2 separate regions of the Homo sapiens genome follow, and region 2 is linked to region 1. A link is an interaction called in ENCODE POLR2A ChIA-PET data of the cell type or tissue named here. Cell type or tissue: OCI-LY7. All regions are shown on one strand. Links, peaks and the distances in the headings refer to the core of each region. The heading gives the core; the rest is flanking DNA. Region 1 has its middle 37 kb from the start of LINC02174. Region 2 holds the start of GALNTL6 (polypeptide N-acetylgalactosaminyltransferase like 6).

Region 1 (16,001 bases), core at 4,489-12,488:
TCTATTCAAGTAGTCACTACACTATTGATAATTCAACAAGCTGTATATTTTGATTGGTATGTTTATTCATTTGTATGCTATAGGTTTATGAAAATGTTAACATGTGTTAGTGAGGGAAGCACACACATCCTTGAATACACAATTTGGTGACTGTCCTCTGAGGCCTGTGACAATGGTGAAGGAAGTCTCAATGGAATTGGATTTTATTATTTTAGTGGGGATAATAAGATCCCAACAGGAATAAATCTAACATAATTAGCATGATATGCTACTGCAAACCTGTGGTAACCAGATGGCCCTGGCATGCTGCAATCCATGGATAATTGATGACAAGGTCCCTATGAATGAGATAGCTGGACAGCCTTCTAAGGGGTTGTTTGGCCAATGCATCTCATAATGTCTAGGTCTGTTTGGCCAAAACTCAACTTGAGTTAAACTAGTGTGGATTCTCAGCCAGTAATAATAAGAATGCACTATGAATAATTCTCACAGCTCACTCAGAGACCTGGGGAAAATAATTTTCTCAAATATTTCAAGGGTTATTTCATACTGTCAGTGGACTCCACAAGTTCCTGGGGGCACAAATCACCATTAAGATAAGAGTAGGTACTTAGGGGGGTCAGGTGATATAATAGAATCTTGACCTAAGCCTGAAAAAAAAATTGCAAAACTGATGACAGAAAAGGACAGAAAAAAATACGTAAATGGTCTTATTATAATGGGTAAAAATTATGAACATATTCATATTTTGTGTAAAAGTCCACCCAAAAGCATCTGCCAAAGGAGAGGCTTTCAACAATCACGTGATCAAAAGGGTTACTTTAATATCCATGTACTCAAAGGCACTGAAAGTGTCTGTGACAGGTAGGGATGTTTTGTAGAGTTGTAATTTTTTGTTGAAAGCTGGATGTTATGTCTCAAATTGTAGGAACTCAGGAAATAAAGTTTTGAGTGTGAGATTTTTTGTTAGTTTGGCTAGGAGTTGCGCTGATATTTGCTGAAGCTCTAGGTGCCAGGGACTATTGTTTATAATTTTTCTGGTTTATTTTCTCTCTTTCCCTTCTTGTCTTGGTTTTCCCTAGAAATTGCATCTTTAGTAGTGCTGGTGTCTTGCTGCTCTGTTAGTTGTAATGTGCTGTCATACCGGAGCACTCTTGTTACGGTGGCAAGGTTTTGTGGAATAGAGACATTTGATAACCTTACGTTTAAATCTAAATTTTTTAGTTGGCCTGTGACTTTGGATGCACTCCTTAGCCTTTTTCTCCTTATGTGAGATGCTTAGACTGGAGTGGCCTTCAGTTGGCTAGTTGTCTTTCCCGGAGTCAGAGAAAGGTCTCCTAAATGTACAGTGATTTCCTTTGTAGGACAGGGTTTTTTTATGGAGATTTCTTTGGGCCTATTTCAGAATTATTATTTTCCCCCTACTCTGGCCAAAACAAGAGGAATTTTTTTCTCTTATATTTACCATCAAGATGGGGGGTGTCTCCCAAAAATAAAACCAAGGAAAGTGCAGAGGTGCCAGGAACTACTGTAGGCTGAGCTCCTAGGAGTTTTTAGCTCTAAGCTATTTTTTTTTTGAGGTGGAGTCTCGCTCTGTTGCCCAGGCTGGAGTGCAGTGGCATGATCTCGGCTCACTGCAACCTCAGCCTTCCTGGTCCAGGCGATTCTCCCACCTCAGCCTCCCAAGTAGCTGGGATTATAGGCGCCTGCCACTACACCCGACTAATTTTTGTTTTTTTTTTTTTTGTTTTTTTTTTTAGTGGAGACAGGGTTTTGCCACGTTGGCCAGGCCAGTCTCAAACTCCTGACCTCAGGTGATCTGCCCGCCTCGGCCTCCCAAAATGCTGGGATTACAGGCATGAGCCACTGCGCCTGGCCTCTAAGCTATTTTTTTATGTAGCCTCCAGCATCTCATTAACGTTGTCATTTAAATGTTTCTATTAGCTACTGGCCCTACTGGCTACATGTCAGGTTAGCTGATCTCAGCTGTGATTCTCTGTAGTCATCTGTCTATCCAGATTCTGGGGTGTGCATTTGCCTTGTGACATCAATTCTTTGAGGTATTTAAGGAAGTTTACTGATTTTTAGTTTGCTGAGGTTTTTCCTATCGTAAGGGTAGGAACAATAACTGAAATTGGAAGGTTTCATTGTCTTTTTAAACATTAATTATTTATTCATCCTATATTATTGTCCCAGATACCTCATAATCAAAACCCTTGAGATAACCAATGTTTTGACTTCGATTCTTGGAGGATTATGACTGAATTGGCATCACCTCTCAGTAACATTTTGAATATGATTTTGTGATTCACCAGTGTTGGCAATAGTTTGTTGTTGTTACTGTTTGTTCTTTTTTTCTCTATATGAAAGACAATTATTGGTGTTCAGAGAAAAAAGAATAGACTTTCCTAGGTTTGTTCTGTTTGGCCCTTCATCTGTGTTCACAGAACTTCAGCAATCTTCTGCTGCACCAGGAAACTAGTCCCTAGGGCCTCAATCACTGGACTCTTGTCTTCTGGTTTTTTGGCAATGAGTAGCCTCAGCAACAAATAATAGAACAGGAGAATTCAGAAGTCAGAGTATTTTTTCCCTTTCTACTTATGTGGCAGGCCATGATTTGGCAGAGTTTGTGCTCCTATAATTATGGTCATATATACTGCTCAGTGGACTTTCCTCTATGACACCGTATCTCATTAGGCCCTGGAATACCATTTCCTTCCCTTACCAATTCAGACCTAAGGGTGGCAACAACTTCTCACTATTGCTAGTCCCTGGTGATTCTTGCTTCATCATCCTTTACTATTCTTTTAACTCTGTCCACACTGCTCTTAATAGTCCACTTGTGAAATGTCTTCATTTATCTCTGGTAATATATTATGTTTTGATTGTCAAGACTCAGACTGACCCTGACTGATTCAGGCAGCATAAGACCACTCAATTTCTGAGGGAGGGGAAACATACATATGGTAAGTACAGAATACGAAGAAGAAAGGAAGGTGAACAAGTGTAAAATATAAACTTTACACATTTTAGATTTTGCTTCATCAAAAAAAAATTTGTGATAGAAGATACAATGACTGTATCTAAATCACAAAATTTTACATTGCACTTGATGTCTTTCTATACATAATATGAAATGAAAGTTAAGCTTAAAAATGAACGTGTTAAATATTTAAACATCACATCAGATTTTTCTTAAACCACCTCGGTTTTTTTCCGAATTGAACATTTTTCTATTGCATATTCCAGCTGAGAGCCATGTTGAAATGAGTGTTAAGAAGTCTTCTTAGTGATATTATTACTTTGGAGCTTTAGTTGCCATAACAACTTCCTTTACCTCTCAAAAATGTTGAATTATATGTCAAATAGCAGATGCTTCTTATACTCATTGAAATCACGAGCACTGCCATTCAACATAGAATATTAAATAAAAATACTCTAGCAAAGCAACAAATAATTTGAAGGACAACTTTTAGTTGTGATAATTAACTGGAAGTAAAATTCAATTCACATATTTTCCTTTGTAAATAATTTTTCTTGTCTTTAATGTAAGAAAGCATTTTGTTTTCTTGACTCAGTCTTGAATTCATTCAACAAATTTGCCTTTGCAAAAGTTCAGCAGGGAGTGGTTTCTCTACATATTTATATTACAAGAAAATATTTTTTTCTGCTGTAGAAATAAATGTTATAAATTGTCTACAGGGAAGGCATAATTTATATACCAATTTAAAAATTTAAAATAGACCAACATGTAGACATGTCTCACCTTTCGAATACAGATTTTGTCCAAAGTGTAAATATATTTTATACATTGAGAAGTATGATGTGAATTTAAATTATTTTGATAATATATAGTATTATAGTAATTGCTTAAAGTAATGCTTTTAGCTTGAAATAGTCTATTTAGATTTAAAATACCTGGTTTAGACTGGGGTTAGGCTGAGAGTGCTAGAAAAAACTTCATAGACAGCTTCAAATCTTTGTCATGGAGAAAAAAGATCTGTCAAGTTACTGAATAAATAGCCGAAATTACTCGAATTTTCATGTTTGTAAAAGGTTGCCATTATCATAATATTACAGTGTCTATACTAGCAGTTGTACAACTTAATAATGAGTAAACAAATGCTGCATGCCTAACAGAAAAATAACAAAATACTTTAGTTACAATATACATAGATTCATTTGAAAATATTTTAATGGTATAGCATATAATATGTAACATAATGCTACCACATTAGATATAAAAATATATCATATGTGCTAAGTGTATAAATAATATATTGGATTATATCATATTTCAGTGAGTGTTCTTAGTGATTTCAGCATTTCTCTCTCTTATGGTTATATGTGATTAAATTTTTATTGTTTTTAATGTTTGTTATTCAGGGATTACATAAGACACATGAGTAAGGAGTCAATTACAGAGAGAATGGTAATAATAGCAAAATAAGTAATGATAGCTAATACTTTTTATAGCACTTATTAGATACAAAGTACTGTCCTAAATACATTCCCCCATGTTATTTCCTTTCATCCTTATGTTTACCCTGTGAGTTAGATATTATTTTTCACATTTTATACATGGCAAAACAAAGACACAGGAAGAAGTTAAGTAAATTGACTTGGACCTAAGTAATACGTTGAGGATTCATACTTAGGCAGTCTGGCCACAGTGTCCATCAGTAGTGACATAGTCCTACCTTGTAGCTCCACAGTGTTAACCAAAACCCAATATCCACGCATACTTCCACTCTGCCATCCTGTGAGAACAAGATGGTTGTTTCCTCTCTGGCCACCTGCTCATGTTCCATGCAGAATGAACCATCATGAAGAACAAACAAAAAGGGGTGGTGCAATTAACAAAGTCAAATGTCTTTATTTCCTAGGGCTGCCGTAACAAAGTGCTATACACTAAGTGGCTTAAACAAAACATGTATATATATTTATCACAGTTCTAGAGATTAGAAATCCAAAATCAATGTGCAGGTAGGGTTGGTTACTTCTGGAGACCTCTCCCTTTGGCTGATAGATGGCTGTTCTATCTTTTTCTTTACATATTCTTCTCTCCGTGTAGGTCTGTGTTCTAATCGCCTCTTCTTGTAAGGAAACCAGCCAGACTGGATTAAGTCCCATCCATATTACCTCATGTAACCTTAATTACTACTTTAAATAGCCCACCTCCAAAAATAGTCACATTCTGAGGAACTGTGGGGCTAGAATGCTAACTGCCTGAGGGTTTATTCCTGCCTCCTTACAAAGAATGACCATGACATTGTAGTAGAAAGAGTTTAATAGACACAAGACCAGCCATGCAACATGAGAGATGGAGTTAATACTCAATCTCTTCCAAAGCTTGTAGGTTAGAAGTTTTTCAAAGGCATTTTAGGAGAAGAAGTGGGGGTGGCCATGTAACAGGTGCTTGCTGCTTATTGACTGGGGAGGAGATAAAATAATAGGGGATTGAAGCTGTCTTCCTGCAGGTTGAATTTTTCCTGGCCGCAGCAGCAGGGTTGGCAGATCCAAGTAGTAGAGCCATCAGATCCAGATGGAGCCATGGGTGTCAGACATGCAAAAAACCTGAAGAGATATCTCAAAAGGCCAGCCTTAAATTCTACAATAGTGACATTATTTGCAGGAATAATTGGGGAAATTGCATATCTTATAACCTCCAGAATAATGGCTGACGATCATTTATGTCTATGCCTTAGCAGGACTAAGGCTTCTCTCCTCCCACCAGCTTGACGGCCTTTCATTAGCTTTACAAAAGTGGTTAAGTTTTTAGCAAAGCCTATTACCATTTAAACTATAGCCTAAATTCTTCCAAAGTTATCTTGGCCCAATAGCCCAGAAATAATTAAAGAAAAGGCAAGATGGGGTGTGGGTTAGCTCAGATCTCTTTCATTGTCATAATTTTCTCACTGATACAATTTTTGCAAAGGTGATTTTATTAACATATAACTTTTTGGAAGGTAAATAGTGGTGGACAATTTAGCTCATAATGTTAGTGGCAGTAAATCTGTATCTGAATGGGTCTAGAGCAGTCTGAATTCTTGCCTCCTCAGAAGAAAGACTTTGATTGAGGGGCATAATGTAGAAGGAGAGACCAAGGTAGGTTTTACAGCAGGAGTGAAAGTTGATTAAAAAGTGTTAGAGCAGGAATAAAAGGAAGTGAAGTACAACTGGAAGAGGGTCAAGTGGGTGAAGGGTTTGAGATCCCTTCTTCCCTGATTATTCCCTTGGGTTGGGCTGTCCACATGCACAGTGGCCTGCTAGCCCTTGGGAGGGGAGCATGCGCAGCGTGTTTACTGGAGTAGCATGCATGCTCACTTGAGGCATTCTTCCCTTAACAGTCGAATGTCTCTAGGAGGTTATGCTCCAGTTAAAATCTGCCATTTTGACTCTTAATGCATAAACTTGAACCCACTCACCCAACTGCTGAGAACTTATCTGGAAGCTGATGCTCACCAGTTTCAGGTGTTTCTGGTTACTGGGAGACTGCCTTTCTCTGGCACTGGCTGGGTCCAGTTATTCTTTTAGAGATGGATATGGACAGGAGACAGGGAAATATTGGGTAGAAGAGGGTGGTTCCCCATCAAAGGCCCCACCCTCAAGCCTGGTTACCCGCGGCCCTAAGCGAGAACAGGCATTTCTGCTTTTGTGCCCAAAAAGTTGCCTTTGGGTCCATGGTGCTCCCTATCCTGTACCCATATAAACCCTGAACCCCAGGCTCCAGAAGCAGGAGACGAACAGTCAAATGGCAGAACTGAGCAGCAGAGAAGGAGAGAAGAGAAGGAGCAACTGAATGCTGAGAGGAGTTTGGCTAGGGATGATCAGAGAGGAGATCAGCCACCGGATGGTCAAACTCCAGGGAAGATCATCTGCCCACCCCAGCCCCCTTCCGGCTCCACATCCATCCTGCTGAGAGCCACCTCCATCACTCAATAAAACCCCTGCACTCATCCTTCAAGTCCATGTGTGACCCAATTCTTCCAGGATGCTGGACAAGAGCTCGAGATACAGAAAGCTGTCACACTGGCCCTCTGCCCTTGCAAAAAGGCAGAGGGGTCCACTGAGCTGGTTAACACTTAAGCCATCCATAGACAGCAAGGCTAAAAGAGCGCACTGTAACATACGCCCACTTGGGCTCTGGGAGTCACAGGTTCCCAACCCTGGATGCTGCCGTGGGGCCGAAGCCCAGCACCCCTTCCCCTGCACCTGTCTGTCTGCATGCGCCCCCTCCCTTAAGGGGTTTGAGTAGCAGCGGTGACCAAACAGACGAGCCACACCGTGTTGCATGTCCTGTTAGGGAGGTCAGGGAACTCTTCCATTTCAGAGAGATAGTTTAACAACAGCCTGACCATCACCTGATGGTCGCCTGACATTCCTGGGGGATGTCGGGGAGAGGGGCTCTCCTGCCCTGTTCATGTCTGACTAGCTACCTTCTGTAAAAATAACACCAAATTCTTCCAGAAAGTACCAACAGCTTTAACCTTAAATATAAAAAACTGTAAGATAACTCTCCTAGATGCAAAAACAGAAAAGAAATTGTGCTGTGAAGGAAGAAACATAGATATTTGGGCAAGCATTTAGAAATGCCTGTTACAGTATATACCTTTGAGTCATTTTGTATGTCACGCCAACCCTGCTATTGTAAAACCCTATGTAAAATCACCTATTTAGAATTGTTTTAAAATACTGAAGCTAGGGCCGGGCGCGGTGGCTCACGCCTGTAATCCCAGCACTTTGGGAGGCCGAGGCGGGCGGATCACGAGGTCAGGAGATCGAGACCATCCCGGCTAAAACGGTGAAACCCCGTCTCTACTAAAAATACAAAAAATTAGCCGGGCGTAGTGGCGGGCGCCTGTAGTCCCAGCTACTTGGGAGGCTGAGGCAGGAGAATGGCGTGAACCCGGGAGGCGGAGCTTGCAGTGAGCCGAGATCCCGCCACTGCACTCCAGCCTGGGCGACAGAGCGAGACTCCCTCTCAAAAAAAAAAAAAAATACTGAAGCTAGTTTATCTCAAAGCCTGTATGTTTCCAGAGCCTGTGCTCTGGAAAAACCCTAGGCTTTGAAATGCAGATTATAATTAATTGCTTATCTACACTGGGTAGGAATTGTAAGACCTGAAGCACAGAAATCATTAAAAGGGGGTTATTGCAGTGCATAGTTGGTCTTGTGCAATGCTATAATTAAGGAAAAGATATTGATGGTATGGAACATTAAATTGTAAAAGTATAAAAAGCTAATTTCAAAGATGTGAAAACTTCTGATCTGATAGGATCCCACTTTACTGGGACATAAGGTCACTCATACAGGACATTTCATGAGGGACTATGGAAGTACTGGTGAACCACAGTTGCTTTGAAATTACATTTACTCTTTTTTCAAGCTTCATTATAAACTATATCCATTGTTTAAGCCAAGTAAAGGGGACTGGACATCTGTATGCAGTTTTCTAAGGGTTGTATTTCTACTAATTCATAACATGTCAAGGGGCTCTGGGCTTCCGTGGACACTCAAAATTTGCACACTTCTTCCAACGTGTAGAACAATCATTATTCTCCCTAGGAAGATAATCCAAAGACCAGGTAGCTAATTTATAACTTTAAAATCCAGATTTTCTAGGTGATAAATTTTTCTCTCTATTATACTGGATGTAGCTTTTGTAAATAATAGAGATAATCTAAAACACAATTTTCTTTCCCTAAACATAACAATATTAAGTGAAAGGTAAAAAAAAATAGAATGATAGCATGAACCCCAAATATCTGAGACAGGTCTTAATTTAGAATGCTGATATTGCCAAGGTTAAGGACACACCCCTACAGCCTCAGGAGGTTCTGACAACATGTGTCCAAGGTAGCCAGGGTACAGCTTGCTTTTAAATATTTTAGGACATAATACATCAATCAGTACATGTAAGATTTACATTGGTTCAATCTGGAAGGGCAGGACAACTCGAAAGGGGGTGGTGTTCCAGGTCACAGGTAAATTTAACCATATTCTGATTGGTAATTGGTTGAAAGAGTTATTATCAATAGAAAGGAATGTCTGGGTTAAGATAGGGATTGTGGAGACCTAGGTTTTATCAGGCAGATGAAGCCTTCAAGTTAGCAGGACTTAGAGAGAATAGACCGTAAATATTTCTTATTAGACTTAAGGTTTGTATTAACGTTCATGCTGTAGGGATGCAGTGAAGCATATCCAACCCCCACTTCCTGCCGTGGCCTGAACCAGTCTTTCAGGTTCAATTTTAGAGTGGGCTGGCAGAGGAAGAGGAAGTCCATTCAGATGGCTGTGGGTGCCTTCAAATTTTGTTTTTGCTTACAATAAGAATTAGCATTAAAAGCCCTAAATCAGGCAGAAAGATAATAGAAAATATGTAATTGTCACTGGTCTAAAACAATTATTAAATCCCAGTAGATATAATAGTGAGGACCCTTTGCCATATTAAAATATTACATTTCTAGTGCTGATTTTTGGAGACATTGCCTTATCTATTATCTCCCACAGTTACTATTTCTGCCCTGCATGGGCTTCCTTGTCCATTTAATCTATGGAAGTCTATGGTGAATCTTGAGAAAATATATTTCCTAACGGCTACTCGGCTTTCACAGCCAATTTTTTGTTGGAGTGATTTTGCAAAGCTGGAGATGGTCTTCCATAAAAATGGTTACAGGTTGTTGACAATTCAGCAAGATATTTCTCAGGCAGTACAATTTTCTTAAAACCTGAGTTTGCAGTGTATTTTCTTTCAGTCAATCCCTGGTATGAACTTCCACAACCACATATCTTGTTTAGAAGTATCTTTAAGCCTGTGAGTTCTCCTATTTTAATAATGATTTCTCTGCTCTGAAAAATCCTAAAGGTTTTAGCTTAATTGTCAATGCTTTAAAGAAATTTAAAATATGTCTTACAGTGGGTGTGGTGTCTCATCCCTGTAATACCAGCACTTTGGGAGGCCAAAGCAGGTGGCTCACTGGAGGTCAGGAGTTCAAGACTAGCCTGACCAACATGGTAAAACCCTGCCTCTACTGAAAATACAAAAATTAGCCAAGTGTGGTAGCACATGCCTGTAACCTCAGCTACTTAGAAGGCTGAGGCAGGAGAATTGCTTGAACCCAGGTGGCAGAGTTTGCAGGGAGCCGAGATCATGCTACTGTAATCCAGCCTGGGCAACAGAGCTAGACTCTGTCTTAAATAAATAAATAAATAAAAATAATAAAAACCTAAAAGGCTTAAGTTATGAAGGCAATCTTTTTCACCAGCAAGCAGGCAATTACTGGCCTCTCAATAGCAGACAACTCTTAAGGGGAGATTTTGAAAAGGCCCATGGCAAGAGACTTTTATCCTTCTAAGGTTATCGTCTTACAGAAATTATAATAATTAGATAACATTTCATCTGGAGTAAAGGAGCAGTTTTTTTTAATCCTTCAAGTTGACCCTCAGTCAAATAAACTTGAAGACAGCAGAGATGATCCTCAGTCAAATAAACTTGAAGACAGCAGAGATGAAATATTTTTTTCACCTCTGCTTGCACATTGTCTATATCGGGCCTGTGTTCATCCTCCAATATTCAGAGCCACACTGAAAGCAAAACATGCCAATACCCCCAATGTTTATTTTCTTCCCATTTATACTAACCATATTGTTATTAGTCAGCTCTTTCCCAAGATACAAAATTTAACATTTAGACCAAATGTTTTGTTGTAGCATCACAAAGGTCACCAGCTTTCCAGACCCCAGTATTTATATCCTTATGGCCCATAGTGAAGTTCTTTCCTTCAGCCAATGTCACAGTTTTCTTATTTTATTTTTCACAGCATCCCACTTCCATATAACAAATTCTGTATTAATTTTTATTTAGCTGAATATGATAAAATCAGATTAAAATTCTAGAAATAAAAGTGTTAGTTCCATTTTTTATTAGCACTATTGTCACTTTCTTTGCACTTGTCTATTTTGAATATATTTGTTTAATTAATAATACATACTAGAACCTAAAAACACCTATCCAAATGTGCTTTAAAAATAATACATAAGCATAGGCTAAAAATGAATAATGGAGCAAAGCTATCTTCCTAATCCCCCAAGTTTTTGGATCTCTCACTTTTCTTCACATGAGCAGGTTAAGAATGTCTGACAAATGGAATAACTGAGAATACCAGTGTTGATTCATATATTCATAAATCATAATTCATTTTACCTTTAAGATAAAAATTAGTAGAGGTTTTATTTCCTTCCTTAACTATACAGATGGCAGTGTTCAATCCTTGGTGCATATTTACTCAATGTTTTGCACAAAACAAATATTTCGTATTTTTCTATTTTTTAAATGCAAGGATTGTAGTCAGATGGCAAATTTGGTTATATTTTGTATAACAAGTAGTTTAACGTTGCAAAAAACCCATCAGGAATTTTCTGATTAATAAAATTGGTGAAGATGCAAACATACTTAAGACAGCTAATTTCTTTTTGTTTGTAAACAAAAACAACACTATAAATTTTAAGGGGTCTCTTTTATACATTTGAATATTAAGGGCTAATAAATAACATTCATTTCTTTCTTTTGAAAAATTATGATTAATTGATAACTAAGACACAGAAAAAAGAAAAATCAAGCTCAGAAAAGAAAAATACCAAATACTTTCATGAACACCAACTGGAGACTGTAGCTTTAAATCTGTGGCTGAATGTGCTCACCCGTTGTACTCAGCCTCCCTTTGTGGAGATTGGTGTGGCCCACCCAGGAGAATATTTGATGCTTCTCTATAGACCTGTATTGAGTATATCTTTCTCATAATGTCTGGGGAAGAAATGGAGAGAGAAATGACACCCCAGTGACTAACAATTTACAGATGTTTTTGTTTGTTTGTTTTTTGTTTTTATTCCTACTCAATTAATATGGGAGCAAATGACTATCACCCACCAATCAGATAACTCATTTTTTTTTCCTCTGTAAGGAGAAGTGAGAGATGTGGGTCACATGGAGTAGGTCAGAAAGTTAGAAAAGTTGACCTCTGGGCAGATTCCTCCACAGAGAGAAACATGAGGTTAGAGGATCAGTCCACATATTGAGAACCATTTTCCTTACGTAAGCCGCCAACACCCATTATTTAAGGATTTTTACTGTTTCATTTTAAAACTATATTATCTCCTCTTTGAATGTCTAAAGTTATTAAAATGATGCAAAGTTATTAACATTAGGAAGAACTAAGTGTGCTTCTTTCATTAATAACTAATGGTAATGAACTTCAGCAAAACCATAGAACTACTTTAATCTTTACATTTTCATAGCACTAATGTAAATGTTAATGTAAATTCTATCCATGAAACCCACATCAATTTTATCAACAGTCGGCAGTACATGTAATCAGAATAAACTCTAAAACCTTATAAATTCAAAAACCATTTCTCTATTTTTGCTTCTGCAAAGCGAAGCACTTATTTTTACCCAATGAATAATCTTACAGTAAACCAAGGATTTACCTCTGTAAAACTTATCTACATTGTTTCTTTATGGGCTAGAATTAGAAGTTACAAAATAGAAAATGAGAACAAAGCTTATCTCTTTACAAATTCACTTCATTTGTGCCACTGTGGATTTGCTCTCTCACTTTCCCTAAGCCAACAATCTAGAAAGGTAAGGCCAGTGGTAATAAGCAATTATAAGCAAATGTATTCTCTACTCCTAAACTGAGCAGAGCTGAGGCAGAAAATTTAGTTTCCCTTGTGAGAAGTCATGATTTCTATCAGTGCACAAGGGAGTGAAAAAGTTTTAAGCTGCTGTTACTTGAGATATTTACTTGTTTAAAGCTTACAAATTGAAAATCCTTGATATGTTAATATTTAGGATACACCTTTTTAAAATGAAAGAGAGGTAAGTGGGGTTATTCGTGATTTCCTACAAGGTCCTCATCATATCTTAAGAATTTCCATTTACAAATATAATTTTTTATATCCCTTTACCAATTTTCTAAATTTATTACTGAGTATAAATCCAGGACGAACTGAATTCGGTTTTCAAGTCATATTTTAAACAGTCTGTCAAACCTTTTTGAAACATTTGTCAACCATTTTGAAGCAATTTTTTAAAACTTAATATCAAGACAGACTGACTTTTATTATTTTTATCAATATTTTGTGATTCTTGACAAACTAATGATATTTGCTTTCTATAGTAGATTTCTTCAAAATCCTTTCTTTTTGTTCATCCTTCATCCCTCAATATTACACTGACTTGCTCATTTCTGTCTCTCTCTGTGTGTGTGTGTGTGTATGTGTCTGATACGTAGCCCTAAGGATTGAAACATGTCAGAAAAGTATCTGCTATACATTTTCCTCCACTTTGCTTCTTCCTAGGGTCATTTTAGAAATCATTAAAAAATTCGCTATTAATTTTGAAGGATCCTGATGTTTAATGCTATTCAGGAACAAAGAAAAATCTAAGGCTGTGTGTTATATTATTTATACTCAAAACTCTTCCCACTAGAATACCAAAGTAGAGTGATTAATAATGGAATGTTATTAAATATTATAAACTTATTTACCATAGAAACTCTTCAACATTTGAACAGTTTTCCCTGTATTCATAGAATAGGATATAGGACATATAGGGAAAATAGGAAACATATTGTAAAACATTATAAATGTGAAAGTAGAAAATACTCCATTCTTGAAAGAAAACAAGATAGCTAAATATTTTTCTAACAACAGAGCTATAATACAGATGGTAAAATCAAAGTAAATATTTCTTTTCAATAAATCACTTCAAAGCACTCAAAGGAGGAATGACAGAAGTTACAGAGTACAGACTCCCAGCCTGGATGTTATTCACTGAAAATAATTTGTTTCTCTAATGGGGGAAGGAACTGAGAGTTTCACCTTTCACTTATCTCAAAGAGCGTTTTCTGGCTGGGGTGTGGTGGTTCATGCCTGTAATCCCAGCACTTTCAGAGGCTGAGTCGAGAGGATCACTTGAGCCCAGGCGTTTGAGACCAACCTGGGCAGCATGGCAAAACCCCATCTCTACAAAAAATACAAAAATTAGCTGGGTGTGGTGGCACTTTCCTGTAGTCCCAGCTTCTCAGGAGGCAGAGGTGGGAGGATTGCTTGAACCTGGGAGGCAGAGGTTTCAGTGAGTTGAGATTGTGCCACTGCACTCCAACCTGGGCGACTGGGCAAGACTTTGTCTAAAAAAAAAAAAATTATATCCCTGCCCTTTTTCTTTAAAATGACTGATTTCCTGTTTTTGTTTTTGTTTTATTCAATCAAGAACTGGCACTGTTTTGTGCATATATCTTTGTATGGATGGACTGGACAGCTATGCTTACTAATTCTTTTTTTTTTTTTTTGGTAGGTTTAAAAGGTATATCACAGCAGCAAGAATAAACTGTGGTATTCCGCAGCATTCCTAGTTTCAAAGTTCTTAACTCTCTTTTTTATTCCAATACATCTGAAGCATATGATTTGCCCCCTTAGCAACAGTAGTGACACATTTCAGCAGGACAGCAGAGTCAACTTCAGGACAAACTCTTCTAGAAGGCAATTGCCAAGTATGAGGCTGATAGTGGCAGTGGAGAGCCTCAAATTTTGATAAAATCCCTTCAAGAACTTTCACAAATCATTGTCCAATGTCATTTCAATGAGCTAATTTGATTACTAAAGAACTTATTGCGCATTCAGGAAAGCCTACAGTAGAGGTTTGACTTATCCCTGTTTTCTGGTTAGTTTGTCATGTTAAGTCCTTCATATATTGTATTCTTTGCTCAGGGATTACAGTTGAAAATGCAAGTTAAGAAAAGAAGAAAGTAAATAGTATGAAGGGTTTAAAATTAAAATAACACTAGAGAAAAATTACTAATAGGAATCAGGTGTAACTCCTGAGTGCTGGCCGTTTAGAATTCTTATGTTGTATAGTATATTGTTCAAATCCTTGTAATCATTAGTTTGTCTATATCAGTAGGCTGTTTTGTGTTTTATAAATCACAAGTATATTTGTATCAATATTGGGAAACTACTGACTTGAAATTATTAAGTATTGCAATGCAGACATTAACTTTGCTTCCTCTGACTCATTATGGTCTTGTAGATTATATAGCTAGCTGCTAAATGTCATGACAGTAAAGCATCATCCTTCTGTAAACATAGTTGTTTGGAACAAAGGTAAACATCTGATCGGTGCTGGGCTGAAGAACCACTTCTTCAGGAAGGTCAGAATAAGAGATGAAATATTCCAGCCCATTTTTCTAGTTTTCTATCCTAGGAGGTTTAAATGAATGGCATGTGAACATTAGGATTTTAAATCTAGGACTGACAAAAGAGATTTCTCTTTGAATACCAATTGTATGGTTTCTTAGAGGCAGCCTTGAGGACTATACTGAAGAGTGTGGAGAGTTCTGTTTACTATTTCTAATCTAATCTTCTTAAATAAATATCACTGTTATTTCTAATAACATCTAACATTTATTGTGCATTTACCGTGTACCAAGGTCTCCATTCTGTGCTTTACATTGTCTGTTCATTTGACTTTCACAGTCTGTACCTATTTATTTTCCTATTTTGAGAATGAATAAATTGATCTTTTAAAAGCTCAACGACATATATTTAGCAAGTAGCAAGGAAAATGAAAGATTATATAGTTTCAAAGGAAAGAGAAATTTACCAATTATAGGAAAACAATACTAATAACCAATAAAGAAGTCAAATTGTACACAGGATATTGGAGAAACTGATGCTGTTCTCTTGAAAACACGAAAGTCATCGAATGAGCAGTATTGCTCAAAACCTTTTTTTTTTCCACAAATTGAACATGTGATCCCTAATCTTTTACCCTAGTGTCTACATTTTGGCTTACAGCATAAAAACATACCTTCAAACATTCTGCAACTATTTCTTTCTTTCTTTATTTATTTTTTGAGACGGACTCTTACTCTGTCATCAGGCTGGAGTACAGTGGCACGATCTCGGCTCACTGCAACATCTGCCTCCCGGGTTCAAGC
Region 2 (16,001 bases), core at 4,460-12,459, 140 kb after region 1:
TGACCTTCAGCATAGTCAAAATTCTGTGTATAACTTTTGACTCCTCCAAAACTTTACCACTAATAGCCTATTGTTGCCAGAAGCCATGTTGAATACATAGTCAATTAGCACAGATTTTTTATGTTATACGTACTATATACAGTAGTCTTACAATAAACTAGAGAAAAATATGTTAAGAAAATCATAAGGAAGAGAAAAATGTATTTCTTATTCATAAGTCCTCATCCTCTTTGTCTTCACGATGAGGAGGCTGAGGAGGTGCCGGAAGAGGCAGGGTTGATTTTCTTGTCAGGGGTGGCAGAAGTGGAACAAAATCTGTGTAGAAGTGGAGTCTCATAGCTCAAACCAGCATCCTTAAAGTGTCCTTCGTACACCACTGTAACTTTTGGGATTCTATATTGCTTTTCATTTTCACTGCTTTATTTTCCTCCATGTCTTTTTTTTTTTAAAACACTAGGCCCCACAATTAATATATTTTTGCTGTGGATTGTCTGAAGACAGGATTTTTTTGCCTGTGGTGTTCACTATGGTATCTTCAATGCCTGGATTATATAATATACTCAATATATGTCTTGTTAACTGAAATTAGTATGTTTCAGAAGGGAAAATGTTAAAACATTTTTGGTTTATTTATTGCATATTCATAAATATCTTGCCTGAAAAAGATTGTGTATCTAATATATAATGTGTGCATGGCGTTCTTTATTTTCTCTTTCTCCAAAAGAGAAAAAGTAGAACATGCCATGTGTCATTCAGTGGCTTCTTTAGCATGTTTCACTGGCTTCGCTTATTCATTGTATCTCCTTAAAATGTTCGCCATGATATTTTGTATTGAGCTATTATAAAAATATATTTTCTACAAATTTAACATTCTCTTTATTACCATTTGATCTCATCATTCCAAAAATTATTTGAATTTTTCACTTGAAATAAATGAATGTAATTTACTTGTTCGACACAAGCAAACTTGTGTTGAAGTTGACATGCAAAACACTCTTTCTAAAATGATGCAAGTATTTTACATGAAAAGATAAAGGTCAAATCTAAGATTAAAATCTGATATATGATCTACATAAAATTATAATTATATGAACTAAAAAATACAGAATTATATTTACATAATGTGTAAAATATAAATGTATGGTTACATTACTGTACCCCCTTCTTCATACTCCACAAAAAAATATGAATAGAGAGGATTTCAGGTTATAAAACTAGACTATCATCTTTCCAAAACTCAGCTTTTTTGTTTAGCTCCTTTAATCTTCTCACAAAGACAGAAATAAAAAAGGGAGAGAGAGAGAATTAATACCTTTGTCATGGAAAGAAAATAGTAAAATATTAGAAAAATATGGTATAGTGGTTAACAGCGTGGAATCTGGCACAAAATGCCTGGGATTAAGTACATGCCCTAGCATTTGCTAGCACTTATTTGGGAAAGATGCTTACCACTTACTTGCCCTTGTTTTTTAAACTATTAAGTGGAGATATTGATAGAAACTACATAATTAAATTATTTATAAGATTAAATGACTTGGCCGGGCACAGTGGCTCATGCGTGTAATCCCAGCACTTTGGGAGGCCAAAGTGGGTGGATCACCTGAGGTCAGGAGTTTAAGATCAGCCTGGCCAACGTGGTGAAACCCCGTCTCTACTAAATATACAAAAATTAGCCGAGTGTGGTGGCGCACGCCTGTGATCCCAGCTACTCAGAAGGCTGAGGCAGGAGAATAGCTTAAATCCAGGAGGCAGAGGAGGTTGCAGTGAGCTGAGATTGTGCCATTGCACTCCAGCTTGGGCAACAAGAGTCAAACTCTGTCTCAAAAAAAAAAAAAAAAAAGATTAAATGACTTAATGTTTGGAAAAGACTTGGATTACATGTCTGGCATGTAGTAAGTGCTAAATAAGTGTGTGATAACTAAATAAATGGGAAAAGAAAATATTACAATAAGATATAGTATACTGGTAGAGGAAAAACTATTTGGAAGTATATTTTATTACTTAGAGTTTAAATTTCATAAGGTAAAGAATCTTGTCTAGTTAGAAAATATTTAGGTCAAGTAGAAATAGCCTCCTTCTTTCCCTTTTAGTATTTGTCACTTTTTAATTTCTACCACATTTAATTGCAAGCACCTTTTAACTCCCTTATGGCGCTGAAAATTCAAATGTTCATCTCTGTATCCTCTGTCAAACAGCACCTGAATATATATAGAAATGGACTCAGGGCTCTTTTGGTAAGGAATTTAGATGATAGTGACTGGGTAATATCACAATTTTAATATGTAATTTGATTCTTGTTTTTCTTTATAGTGTAGTGGCAAATATTGAAATGCCAGAGGAAAAAAAATGGAAGACTTTAGTAATGTATCTTAATTATACAAAATGAATTGCATAATTTATAATTTAAATGTATTTTTATTAAAATTGCTGTTTAGTACATTTATCTCTCCTTTTTCATTGCAGAATGCTTTTGTTTTCAGAAACAGGTAATTTAGCCAAATACAGAGTAATAAGAAAGTAGTCTAATAGTTTATCCAGAAAGAAAACTTTCAAGATTTTTCATATTCCAGGGATCTCTATCAGATAAAAGAAGTATGAATGCATCTTCATTTCTACACACATTATCTTTATGTGTATAGATGAAAATGAATGAAATGAAAATAAACACTACCATTTCAAGATCAAAGATAATGGATACATTTCAATATAATTTCTTAAAAATTTAAAGTTACTATTTTATAACCTTAAAAATAACTCAATTTACATTTTCTCTTACAGTCTTGTTATTATATTTAACAACAAAATTTACCAACTTACAACTCTAAAGTGATGGGGTAAAAACTCATACCCCAAAGTTTGTTGCTGATGACATTCGTTTGGTTTGTGAAACTACAGACTTTCTCCAGGCATTATCTTTTCAGTTGTAAACCTTTTAACCAGTTCATATGAAAATATCTGCTAACACAGCAAAATCATGAGTGCATGTCTTTCAAATTAAGTTCCATTCATGTCATCATGTTTTTAAAAATATAAGGTAATAAAAGTCTTTCTACCCTAAAGTAAAGTCTTTCACTATCTTTGTAGCAATTGAACTATTCTACTGAACCCAATATATGAAAACCTTTCCCTACTGCTCCCCTCATCTGGTTTCTAATCTAGTTAGGCCTTCTTTATAACTCCCTACTTCTGTGCCTTTGAATATCTAAAGTGGATTAAGAATGGCCACACATTCTCCGTCAAACTTTTCAGTGAGATGTTCATTTTATCCCCTACCTCCACCTCATCCTTGAATCTGGGCTTGTCCAGTGTCTGCTCCCTAAGAGAGGCTGTGCCAGTTCCGGACTTAGCTTTTAAGAGGACTTGACAGTTTTTGTTTTCTCCCTCTTGGAACACAGGTTCTTGGGTTGCTCTCTCTTGGATACTAGCTACCATGGTATGAGAAGCTCAGGCCACATGCAGGGGCCATATGGAGGGAAGCTGAGGCACTCCAGTTGACAGCCCCATGACCCCCCAGCTGACAGTCACTGCCAACTGTCAGCCATGTAAAGTAGCCATCTTGGCTCAGCCCATTCAACCTCCTCGGCCTCAGCCTGCGTCACAGGAAGTGTAACCACCCAGCTGAGCCTATTCAATGCACAGAATCATAAGAGAGATAGCAAAATAATTTGTTTTAAGTCGCTACATTTTGAAGTAGAGAGATAACTAAAGCAATAACCTTCTGCTTCCTTAAATATAGGGCTTAAATTTGGCTCAATTTAAGGTTAGTACCAAGCACCTTTGGTAATTTATTTCTATTGTCTTTATGTTGCATTTTCAACTAGAGTGTAAGTTATTCAAGGTCACTGAATATTGCTGTTTTCTTTCCAATGTGTCCCTATAGTTATTAGTACATTATTAGCAGCATGGGACTCTGATAATCTGAGGTTGCCAGTTGAATCCTAACAGAATGGAAGTGCAAATAGGGCATAGAATGGGTGACTTTCTATGTAAGTCAAAATGTAGAAGACCATGTCCATGTGTATTCTATATATAATATACACATATATTATACATATAATATATATTATATATAATATATATGATATACACATATATACATACAACATCCACACACATTTATATTGGCATTTAATCTGGATTATCTGAGCAAAAAAATTAACTGTCGTCTGAAGTTTTTTGTTTGTAAACTCAACCTAAAATACCCATTTTAGCTAGACACATTGTCATCTGTTGGTAATTTACATGAGGAATTGTGAAAGAATACCAGACTGAAGGGAAAAGAGAAATTATGCTCTGAATCAAAAATAAATAAATAAATTATACAGAAAAGGAGAAAAAGCTAAAGTTATGGTCTGGAACTATGCTATAAAACAGAAGTAAACATAGTAATTTTCTCCTTTCAGTTTCTACCATGTATTCTGCGTGTACTTGATTGGGGAAGTAATAGTAATTAACGATTTTCTCTGAATGGGTGCTGTATGCAAGACCATTTGCTAGTTTAACAACAGTGAAGCATGTTTCAACTCAACACCCTGGATTCAACAAATAGAATGCTAGTATGTCTATTCCTGATCCAAGACTATTTTTTAAGGTATTAAAAAACAGGTATTGTTTAAAATGTGAGAGATTTTACTTTTTTAATTCCAAGTGCACTTTTGAGTTATTTTACTTTGAAAATTAATAACTGTATCAGTACTTAAAAATATATCCAATATAATTAAATGATTCTCCAAATTTATTTCCTTGAGCACCTGACAATATTCCCAGGAAACCTCTCCCTGCTATGTTGCTTCCCAGAATTCACATTTCTGTGTTTCAAAACTGCACTTCCTTAGAGAGAAAAAGGTTAGAAAATAACGCAGACTACAAAAGGCATAGTGTATGTGTGGGGGTGGGGGTGAGGAATTAAGTCCCTTGCACTCTAGATTAAGTTGCATTTATATAAAATCTAAAGGTAATTGGTCTTTATATAAAGGACACATTCAACAACATTTATTAAATATATTTTTAGACTATTTTAAAATTCAAGTGATTCACAAAAACAAATATTACAGCATAGCGCTTTATTCATGCCATCATACAGTCGATCTGTATTCTTCAAGTACATTTTGAATTTATAATGAGAACAGTTTAAGGCATAACTCTTCCCACTCAAATCTAGGTCTTTCTCAAGTGAGACACTAGAGAGAGTAGAAAGGGAGGAAGAGATAGGGCGAGAAGAAAAGGAGGGAGGGACAGAGATGAGGACGAGAAAGAAGAAAAAAGGGAAAGAGAAAATACCGTCTGAAGTCCACAGGCTTATCTATCCCAAGCATGTCTACCCCACGCATGTGGGCATCATATCCAGGTTGTAACAAAGAGGTGACCATGGCGTTTATTTTTGGCTCCAGACAGGCGGATTCAGCCTGCATTGCATGCATGCATGTCTGTCACCTCATCTAAGTCCCCATTCCTTCCGGAGTTGTGAGCTCCAGATCCAAGAGTGCCCAGTGCACGGTGCTGGGCACGCTGTCCCTTGGCGAGGCTGCCACAGGTTCCTGAGTGTGCGGTCAGGGGCGTTGGTGCATTGATACGTTAGGCGGAGGGAGGAGTACCATCTGCCAGAGTCTTATCTCGAGTCCCACGTTTTCTGGCCATCGCGGAGGAGTGTGCGAGGACAGGTAGCCCTCGCAGTGACAAGGCGCGCGGAGTGCGGTCGTGCAAGGCGGGGGAGGAGCGGGGTGGCCCTGCCGAATCTTAACCGGGGCCCCGGGTGTTTGCAGACCCAAATAAAGCCGCCTTGGGTCTCCACGGTGTCCTCCAGAAGCTGCTGCCTGAGAACTCTGAGCCTCAGCTCTGTCTTGCTTCGGGATCCTCTTCCTCCTCCTTCCCCACCCCCTACCTGGCCTGAACGGCGGAACGCGCGGCTCGGGGGATCCCCTCTCCCTGGGACCGGCCCTGTCCCGGGTCGCCTCCACCTCCCGCAGCCGCCGCGCCCCGGCTCGCCGCGCTCCCGCCGGCACCATGGAGGAATTCCTGGGACAACCGCCTGCAGCCGGCGACTTTTCCCCAGGAATCTCTGGCCTGGCGCCCTTTGGGTGAGATGACGGGGTGCTGGCATCCCTGTCGGTCCCAGATTACCCGGAAAAGCCCTGGCAGGTAAAGAGAGGACCCGCGCAGGCTGGGAGCTCCCACTCCTCCTCCAGCGTCACGCTCGCCCTCCGCCGCTGCCTCGCGTCCGGGTCTGTTTATATAGCGTCTGGAGGCCGGGAGGCATTGCCCACCCCCGCCAGGCGGCCCGCCCTCCCCTCCTGGGCTCCGGGCTGCCGCACGTGGCAGACACCAGCGACGTCTCCGCGGAAGGCAGGCGCCGGGGAGTGGGGCGCGGGCGACCGTGTGCAGCCGCGGCGCATCTCCGCCTTCCGCTCCTCCTCGCAGCGCCCTCGTCCGCTTCCAAGCCCAGCACAGACTTCGGTTTCTCCGCCTCCATCCCCTTTACGAGAAGAGGAGATCAAAAAATATTGCCCTTTAGGTGCTCGTGATGGTCCTGTGGGTTCGTTCAGTTGCCAGAAAAGAATGGTAACATGAACAGCGGAGCGTGAGAGCGTCACCGGGGGAAGGGACGAGATTGATGGGCAGAGCGCTCACTTCTCAGAGGATCGCATTCCGAGGACCGCGCGAGGAAGGGACGTCGCGGCGCCACCACTTCCTGGCTGGACTCCGCTGACATCTGTAGCCTCCTTTCCACCAGGTTCCCGGGGCTCCCAGCCGCTGCCTGCAGAGGAGCGTGTAGACAGCGCGCGAGGGTCCGGCACTTCGTGGACCTCCATCCGAACCGGAGTTCTGCCCGGATCCCGAGTCCCTGGATCCCGGTGGAGCCCGCCGGCAAGCTGGCTCCGGAGGGAGTTGAACTTGAGTTCAGGTGGGTTATCCCAAGGGGAGCACAGGAAAAGATGTTCAGGGAAGACGAAGAAGGTGACGCTGTTCCAATGTCAAAAGCGGACACTTTTCTTCCTGACACTTGAAGGGGTTGAGCCAGTTCCTCTCAGTTCTGTCTCCTAACCCGCTCCACCCCGACCCAGCCCTCCCACACTAAGGAGGTGGGGGGCGAACAACAACAACAGCAACAAAAACTCCCAGTTACCTAAGTATCTAGCAGGCTGTTGACTTTTTTATAACTTACCTTTAGTCAATGAAACGACCATATTTACTCTATTGCTTTATATTAATGGAGGTCAATGGGCTTAATGATTTCTTTAGTCAAGTCATTTATTTCTAAGCCAATAGATAATGCCTTCGTCATAGTTTTCTGGGGGGAAAGTAACTGTGCGTTTGTTCTGCAGATGGCCAACTCCCTCTGAATCCTGCAGATTGGTGCTGAGCACGCAACAAAAGTTTGTAGCTTCTCAGTTTCTGGTGCTTCGCAGGGGAGAGGAAAGGAATTTGACATTAAACACAAGAAGCAGTCAGGGAGCCATCTCCTTTAACTTTTCTTCTCTGTTACCATTTGCAATGAAGAGGAAACAGAAGAGATTTCTGCAGATGACTTTGTTGTTCACGGTGGCTTTAATTTTCCTGCCTAACGTTGGTCTCTGGTCTCTGTACAAGGATAAGCACCTGGTGAAGTCAGCGGAGCCCGGGGAGCAGCAGGTAAGTGCCACCCAGAGAAAGATCACACAAGGATTGGTAAGGCAGTGATCCTCGCGCGGGGACTCGAGAAAGCCGGTGTGGGATCGCCTTGGGTTTTCCCCCAAGTCTTGACAGAGCTGATTATTACAAGACTCTAGAGACTTTGGGGTTTAAGCAAGTAGATGTTTTAAGATTGCAGCCAGTAACATCGTGACATGTACAACTAGTAAAGAAGGATAAGACAGGTCAAGAAGAAGAGAAGATAATCTTTCACCATTGGTCTTAGGTTGATTTTGACTTGAGGTGGATGAAAGGTAACTGTTCAGCTATGGAGGTGGGAGTGGGTTTGGTGCAAGTTTAATGACAAGGATAGGTTTTTGCTTTCCATTTGGCATGCATGTCTATGTTCAGGTGAATTGGGCCAACTAAATCATTAAGATTGTGAAGTGGTTCTTTAAAAATCAAGCTATGGTTTTCAGTATTTTGGTTGTAAATTTTGCTTAGCAACAGCTTTTTACCCTGTCGAAACTTAAAGTCTCTCTTTCGTCTCCCCTGTTGCTAAGGTGCTGCCATGGGGCACACAGGCAGAGTTATTAAGGACGTTCATTCCGTTTCACAGTCGCTTGATAACAGTATGTTGCTAACAGCTTGCTGTCATATTGGAAACACCCATACTAAAGATATGTAGTATAATATGTTTTCTTTCTACTTAATATGTAACTCATTAGTATGTATATACCTCATGACTTAACATGGACCAAAATAACTGTGTTCCCTGGTGAACAATAATGCAAAATAGACTTCCCAAAATGTTGATGAAAATCAATGTTGTCGAATTCCTTGTTTGTTAATAAATAAAATAGCTTCCGTAATTAAACGTTTAACAACAGAATGCAGTCTTCTTCATGATATTGATAAACCACTTTTTCAGTTAGTCCTGTGCATCACCTTGGAATATTAATATTCTTAATTTCAAGGGTCATCACCCATGAACACTCTGTACCTTCCACACATAGAAAATGTTGAAGTAGTCCATTCCTGGAAAACAGCAATATATAGTAATGGCCATTAAATATTTGCTCTTATACTTAATGAAGTTTAATTTTCTTTTTGCACAGTGGTTAGTTGTGCAATATAAAGAGGTAATCTGCTTTTTCATTATGACAAGAAATCATTACCAGTCTCTAAACTTTAAAGAGAATGAGTTGTCCATGGATTTTTAGTGGATTGTTATTTCGAGGAAAAATGTTGACATATTTTCATTTAGTTGTTAATATTTATTATCCTTTCTAATAGGAATTCAACTTTGGTTTGAAGTATATTCTGTTTTGTCATTCCAGTGAAAAAAAGAAGATGGACACTTTGGATGTGAAACTTTTTTTGTTCTTATTTACATCATTCAACCCTTGATGTAAAACAGGATTTTAATAACTTTAGTAGTCAATATGCTATTATGTAAAATCTCCACTCCATGCTGGTAAAACAGGAAAGGCAAAATTATTTTTTCTTGAAATTTGCTAATTCAATTAACAATAACCATCTGAAGTATTTGCTGGTATAGCTAACATAAAGCGCTAATTAATTTTATTAATGAGATTCTTACAACTTTCACATTGACTCTATAATTTTGACCCTTAATGAGAAAATTGTTTGTCTAATAGCAGAAAAAAAAAACTGTGACAGTTTAACTCTCTGATCTGTCATTATAATAATTGACTGTTTCCTTATTTCTGGTTCTTCTGTAGTGCAAATGATACTTAATTTCAGGTAATAAAGTAATGGGTATAAAAGACATGGGGTGGCAAGAGAATTTTCGTATACTGTAGAATAAATAACTGAAATTGATTGATATTGTATGACATTCCAGTTTAATAACTCTATGTAGAGGCTTTGAAACCAAGTGGGGAAGAAAATAAGCCCCAAAATGAATGTCAGTCATCTACTTTAATATTACCTAAATAATGGTTTTAAAACTAATACTTTTTATAGATTAAAAAATAAAATTTAAAAGGTAAAAATTAATTGATTACTTAATGAAAAATATAATTCACTGTAAAATAGAAACAGTTCATTTTCATTGGTTTTATTCTATTATTTATTATAATTAGAAGGAAAATTAGGATATGTTGTCCTCAATAAGCAAGTTTTGGGTAAGTAAGAGTTAAGTCATTAATATTGATATTGGAACAAATAAAAAGCAACTTTTAAAACATGCTTAATATTGTGATGTAATATTTGGCTAATGTATGTGTATATTGCAATGTTAGCAAGGTGGCTAAACACATAGGTTTTAAATTGAAACATAATTTGGCTACTGGGTAATATGTTATTTCTATTTAGCAATTAATTTTTAAAGGACATTTTCATGGTTAATTGCTAAATGTTCCCCAGAACACATTTACTACTATACTTCTCCCCAAGTTGCAAAATATTGAGGATGAAGATAATGTGCAGATCAAAGCACTGACAGCAATAAGTACTGAGGCTAGTCAAACAAGTCACATGCCCAAATGAGTGAACTATTTTTACAGTACTTATGTGTAAAACAGCCAAGGGTTCTAGTTCTGAGTATCATGTGGTAGTGGTCATAAGAGCTGAAAAACTTGCACTGTTTTAAATAGTTTAATTATTAGAAAAGGTTACAGGGAAATAATTTAATTTATGGAAATTCAAAATTATGGAATGGCTAATTCTTTTAAAATATACGTTATTTATATTTTAGCAGATGATATCACTAATAATTTTTCTATCTAGTATTGAGTACAAATTGTACTAATTCTGCAATCTGAAGTAAATAAAATAAAGGGAAGTGAAACAGGAAACACTGATGGGAACCATGTGGATTAATTTTCACAATGTTTAGTATTTAACACTTTTTTTCTCTAATCTACTGTCTGATTACACATTAATTGTTTGTATTTTCTAGACCTTCATTTAAAAATAATATTTAAGATAATTTTCTAATATTTTAAAATCTTCTGCATTTATGTTGCAGAAAATGAAACAAGGACGTAAAAATTACCAAGTTATTTATTTCAAAGTTTTTCTTTTTCCTTTACTCTCAGAAAACCAAAGAGGATCGATATAACAGTTTTAATAACATGATACAATTAAAAGTTTTTTATGGTTTGGGATCTGCAAAATTGAAATCAAGTCACTGAAATAAATATGAAGTTTTTGAGATTTTAAGATTTTATAAAAATTATATTTTTAAATTTTTATTTAGATGTTACATTATTATAATTGTGATGTGTTATTTTCAATTGACTTAATTTTGTCTTTTTTTGTTATTGGGATGATATAAGTATCTCCTTTATGTCATTTAGAAATATATATGTATATTAAAAGAATCTACTGATAATATATTTAGCTGAGAATGATTGCTATATAGTCATTGTAAAGTAATTCTTAGCTTCATTTTTCTGTTTAAACATTTGAAATGCTCCTCTTCTCTTGTTTCAGCTGTATTTGCATTAAATACCACTTACATATTTAGGTCATAAGCTGTGAGTTAGGATGATACATAGAATAATACTATATTTTAGAACAAAACTACTATATCCAGTCTTATTGTATTTCTCTTTTCTTAATCACTTATTCAAGAATATGTGAAAAAAAATCTAGCACCAAATACTTTCTTTTCCTAAATACATTTTTAAAAACCCCAAATTCCAAAAAAAGTAACTGTAATAGTAGTTTAGCAAGTAACTTGGAAATAATATTAATTACAGAAATAATTCAAGAATATTTAGAATATGAAGAGGATCTTGCAATTTTTTAAATAAAAATGAGGGCCAAAATCTTAGAATTTTAAAACAGATCAGAACTGTTCAGAATGATTTTAGAAGCTTATATTGTCCTAGATTTTCTACCACATTAAAAAAAAAAAAAAAGCCTAGGTCCTCTATGTCTCTTTGAAATTGTGGAACCCTATTATTTATTTGAATTTCAGAATTTCTATTTTTAAAGTAGGACTCTTCGTGTGTGTCACATAACAAGATGAATAAAGTCCTGAGAGCTCACACCTTATATATGGAAAATATTGTGGGGTAATGCATTGTTTCTGTCTTGTAAACTGTGCTTGACAGATATGTGACTTTACCTCCATTAAAAAAAAATTCTGAAAAGGATACCTTAGCATCTTTGTCTAATTCATCTAATGTTAATCAGCCCTACACTGCAGGGGAGCCTTCTTTTTGAACAACAATATTTTTTCCAGTGGCTTTTAAAACTTGTTTTATAACATGAAAATAAGAAAATATCAGATAATTGGTACCCAGTGTATGCAAACTGTCTTAGGCATTTTTTTTTTAACATGCTGATCACTAAAGCTGTAAAATTTATGTCTGTGTTCCTTTTTTAGCAAATACCTTAGAATTTGGAAGAGCTAAGGACAGGAGGAAAAATTTACACCTACACTCAGGATGGCACATTATCAATACACTAGATATGAAAGGACACATTAGTTTGAGCCACAGTGGTCTTAATTAGCTAAGATGTAGATTTTAAATTAGGGTTTTAAAGGACCGTTTCTGGAATTTATGGAAAATGCATTCAGAATCACTACAGGGTGGCACCACACGGAACACTGTAACAAGTATCTTAATTATTTGCTGTGACCTGGTAGATCACTACATGATTAGTTCATCACATTGCCCCATGGGAGACAGAGTGTGAAACACAGTCTTCTGTTCACAATCTGGTCAAAAAAATAAATAAATAATTTTTCCCCTCTATTCATTTCTGAGTTGGACAAGCTGTGCTGAATCAATTAGTTTCCTATAAGTTTTCCCTGCAAAAGGAGCCAAATCAAGTTGGAATATATAGGAAAAGGGTGAGAAAGGTTGAGTGGTTTAAACGGTGTAGAAGAAAGGATTGAATTTTTTTGTTTGTTTGTCAGGAGTAGCCGTGACAACCCTTAGAAAGTTTGCAGCCATGTCTCTCCTTGCAACATTTTTATACAAATGAAAGACAGCTGAGGGACATCAACAATAACATTACAGGCAGAGATAAAACTTAAAATCATGAGAAGGCATCAGAAGATGTAAGTGGAATATAGAATCAGACTTAGATATGTTTCGTGCATCATGTATTCCCATTTCTCCCTTGATTGGCTTGCTTATGGGGAAGAGTTTTAGCTCTGGAAACATCAGATCTTTAAAACCATCTAAGGAGACCATGTTCTTTTCTTTTGCTCATATTTGCATGTGTTTACAAAATTACTGTTATTAAACAAAGGTGCAAGTGTGCAAAGAAATGGAAGGTTCTGAAGATGACAGTAAAGACACACTGTCCTAAACTTGCTCTCCTTATCACCTCACTGTACAGCTAATGATTTCTAAATTATCTCAAAATGTAGTCGTAATGCTTGAATGGACAACAAAAAACAACAGATAAAAAACCTGTGTGCTATGGAAATATGTACTTAGACACATAAAATATATCTATATAGGGTTCATTTAAAGGTTGTAAAGAAGGACAAGCATTCACAAAACTTCAAGGCATCATGACCTCTAACTTTCTTCACTAATGTGTTGATGTCTGTCACTGCTTAACAAGCAAAATGGCATCAGAAAGAGGGTGAACAAATAAAGGTATATTTAGGGCTAATGATGAATTCAAGGTAAAGCACATCAATGTTTCCACCAAGGTTTTTGCTTCCAGTGTGGTAGGGCAAAAAGATGTGAACTGAATTATTGGTACTCTCAAATTAAATGTATTCATTTTATTAATTCATTTAGCAACAGACATACACAGGTACATATACCCATATCCGTAGTTTCACTTATAAAGAAAAATTAAATCCACCCAACTGTTTTGTTTTCAGCAATATTTTTAACTTCTGTGACTTTTTGTTTTTTCCATTGCTTTGAATCCACAATAGGTAGGTAGGGGAATTTGAAGCACCATTGAAATGAAGTATTCTAGAAAAGTATGCAGAAAGATAAAGAAAATGCATCCATCTCTAGAAGTGCTTACATCTACTTAGCAAGTGTGAAACTCACAATGAGGATTTAGTCTGTTAGTATGGCACAGATTATAAATAGGAGAGTCGCTGTTATAATGTAATATAATTAACACAATTGTTCTTGTTATAGAGCATGATAGTAGCTACCACCTGTCTTAAGGACTGGTGGTTTCTCAATAAGGGCTAAGAAGGCCAATTTTGAATTATTTCAAGTATTCAAATATTCATGGACTATGATTTCAATACTTGAAATCTAGAAATCCAGAGAAAATTATAATAATTTTGAATTTTTTCATTATATTAAAAATGACCAAATTGTTAGGTATGCCACATAAGTTTTAGTGAGGTGGCCTTTCCTTTTCCCTCATATATTTATTTATTTTTCCCCAAGACAAGGTCTTACTCTGCCACCCCAGCTAGAGTGCAGTGGTGCAACTGTAACTCGCTGCAGCCTCAGTCTCCTGGGCTCAAGCAGTCCTCCTGCCTCAGCCTTCCAAGTAGCTGGGACTACAGGCAGGCGCCATGATACCTGGATAACTTTTTAAAAAATTTTTTTTGTAGCGACAAGGTCTCACTATGTTACCCAGGCTGGTCTCAACTCCTACTGTCAAGAGATCCCCCCACTTCAGCCTCCCGAAGTGCCGGGATTGCAAGCATGAGCCCCCACTCCCAGCCTTGTGCCCTTATTTCTGACATGTCTCCCCAGCTGGAAAATCCAATTGAACTTAAGGAGAAATATCAGAATTTCTGTAGTATTGGGTCTTGTTCTCTTTTAGGTCAGAGTGTAGTCTCTAGAATCAAATTATTTAGGCTTAAAAATTCTGGCTTAGTATGTTGTGACATTTAAGAACTTATGGCTCTTCCCTGGATCAGTTTTCTTAATTAGTAAAATGCAGGTGATGATACCTTTTTTGTAGTGTTATAATGAGGATTAAACGCTTAGCATCTTTAACAGTATATAACAAGGCTTAACGGATATATATATATATATATATATATATAGTTATTACACACAAGTGTTTATAAGCAATCATTGCCTTTACCAAGGTAATTAGTGTTTGTTTAATAAATATTTACAGCTGGCTTCTCTTTCAGAGGCATTGTCAAGACAGCACAGCAGAGCAACGTCACTGGTGTGTTGAATGTAGTAGGGAGGACTGTTGAATAAGCCAATAGAGTCTTAGAAACTAAAAGGGCATTTTTCTTAACATTTTGGATTTCATACTTAAGGATAAGTTGATTATTTTAATTTTTTTATTGTTTATTACAAAAATTACTAAAATTAGTTCTTGATGTATTGTATTGAAAACTATCCAAAAGTTGAAGCTTTTAATAAAAAAGAAAAGAAAAAAGGCAATATTTCTTTGTAGTGACTACTGTCATTTCCTATAAAAATAAAGTCCATGAGTCAATATAAGCATTTTTTTTTCTTCTTACTAATTACAGGCAAGAAACTGAGAACTACTTTTGTTGTTGCTGTTTAAATCTTGGCCATGAGTTTGGCTGGATTATTCGAGGAGAAAAAAAGTTAAAAAGTAGAATAAAAACTCTCAAAATCATTCAGCCACTTTATGGAGTTAGCATTTTTTTCAGTAGAATTAGGGGACAGATAAAACATATTGCATTGTGCCTGTTCTTCTTATAAAAATTACACAGGGTTGGCATTAAGCAAAGGGGAGTTCAGATACTTCAAGTTTGTAGGTGGGCCTCATCCCTTACAGAAGTATGTAACTGTGGGCATGCTACTTAACATCTTTAAACCTCAGTTCCACACGTGGAAACACAAAAATTACCTCATAATAGGGTAGCTAGGAGAAATAATTGGATTGTATGTTTAAATTGCTTGGTACATGGTAAATAATGAGGGAAGCTTTACAAATAGCAATCTATACTTTCTTGACTTTTTAGAACGTCCATTGAAGGTAGTAAATAACCTTAAATATTGTGTACACCTAAAAAAGATATAATAAAATACATAAAATCTACCACTATCAATTTTTCTTTTATTGTTGATACCATATTTTTGGATATGCAATATGTGCACCATACTGGGATAGACCCAGAGGGAAATAAGCAATTAAACCATAAACCTGTTTTCAATTAACTTCGAATCTATTAGTTTAAAAAGGCATATGTACACTTTAATATAAGGCTGGATTACATGGCTTTACAATAAATACATGCTCAAATTATTTAGAGTTTAGAAGAGGTAAAAAATATGTAAGTTATTGTGTGATGATTGTATGTGGTCCCACTCTAAGTCGTCTGTACCTTTAGGATTTAATCGTCCACCAAATTCATTGACAGGTTCTTCTATATAACTGAATTCACAAGTAAGGAAGGCACAAAGACAGAATTTGAGTCCATGAGCTCTGGATTTATAGAAAAAGAAACTAATTGGCAATGTTAACAGCCACATTGTTTA

Evidence for each region. Peaks named below come from ENCODE experiments on the same cell type or tissue, not always from the same donor. Only the 100,000 strongest peaks of a DNase experiment are listed, where the experiment ranks them.
Region 2: POLR2A ChIA-PET joins it to region 1 with 5 read pairs; 2 of 35 experiments call an interaction of 5 or more read pairs at or near these places.

Annotation. Positions count from the first base shown.
Region 1 is chr4:171,667,784-171,683,784 of GRCh38, forward strand. No RefSeq gene overlaps it. Among named protein-coding and RNA genes, the nearest start is that of LINC02174, 37 kb to the left of the region's middle. In OCI-LY7, for the core only: no CTCF peak of the experiment used is centred there; a DNase peak (open chromatin) is centred at 9,238; H3K4me3 peaks cover 1,450 bases; H3K27ac peaks cover 2,246 bases.
Region 2 is chr4:171,807,090-171,823,090 of GRCh38, forward strand. GALNTL6 (polypeptide N-acetylgalactosaminyltransferase like 6) reads left to right here and starts at 6,315. Exons shown (of 13, transcript NM_001034845.3): 1 at 6,315-6,901; 2 at 7,323-7,629. The coding sequence starts at 7,492. It overlaps LOC441052 (a long non-coding RNA gene), which reads right to left and starts at 6,518. Exons shown (of 1, transcript NR_134656.1): 1 at 5,049-6,518. RefSeq lists a silencer at 6,236-6,285 and an enhancer at 6,526-6,675. In OCI-LY7, for the core only: no CTCF peak of the experiment used is centred there; no DNase peak of the experiment used is centred there.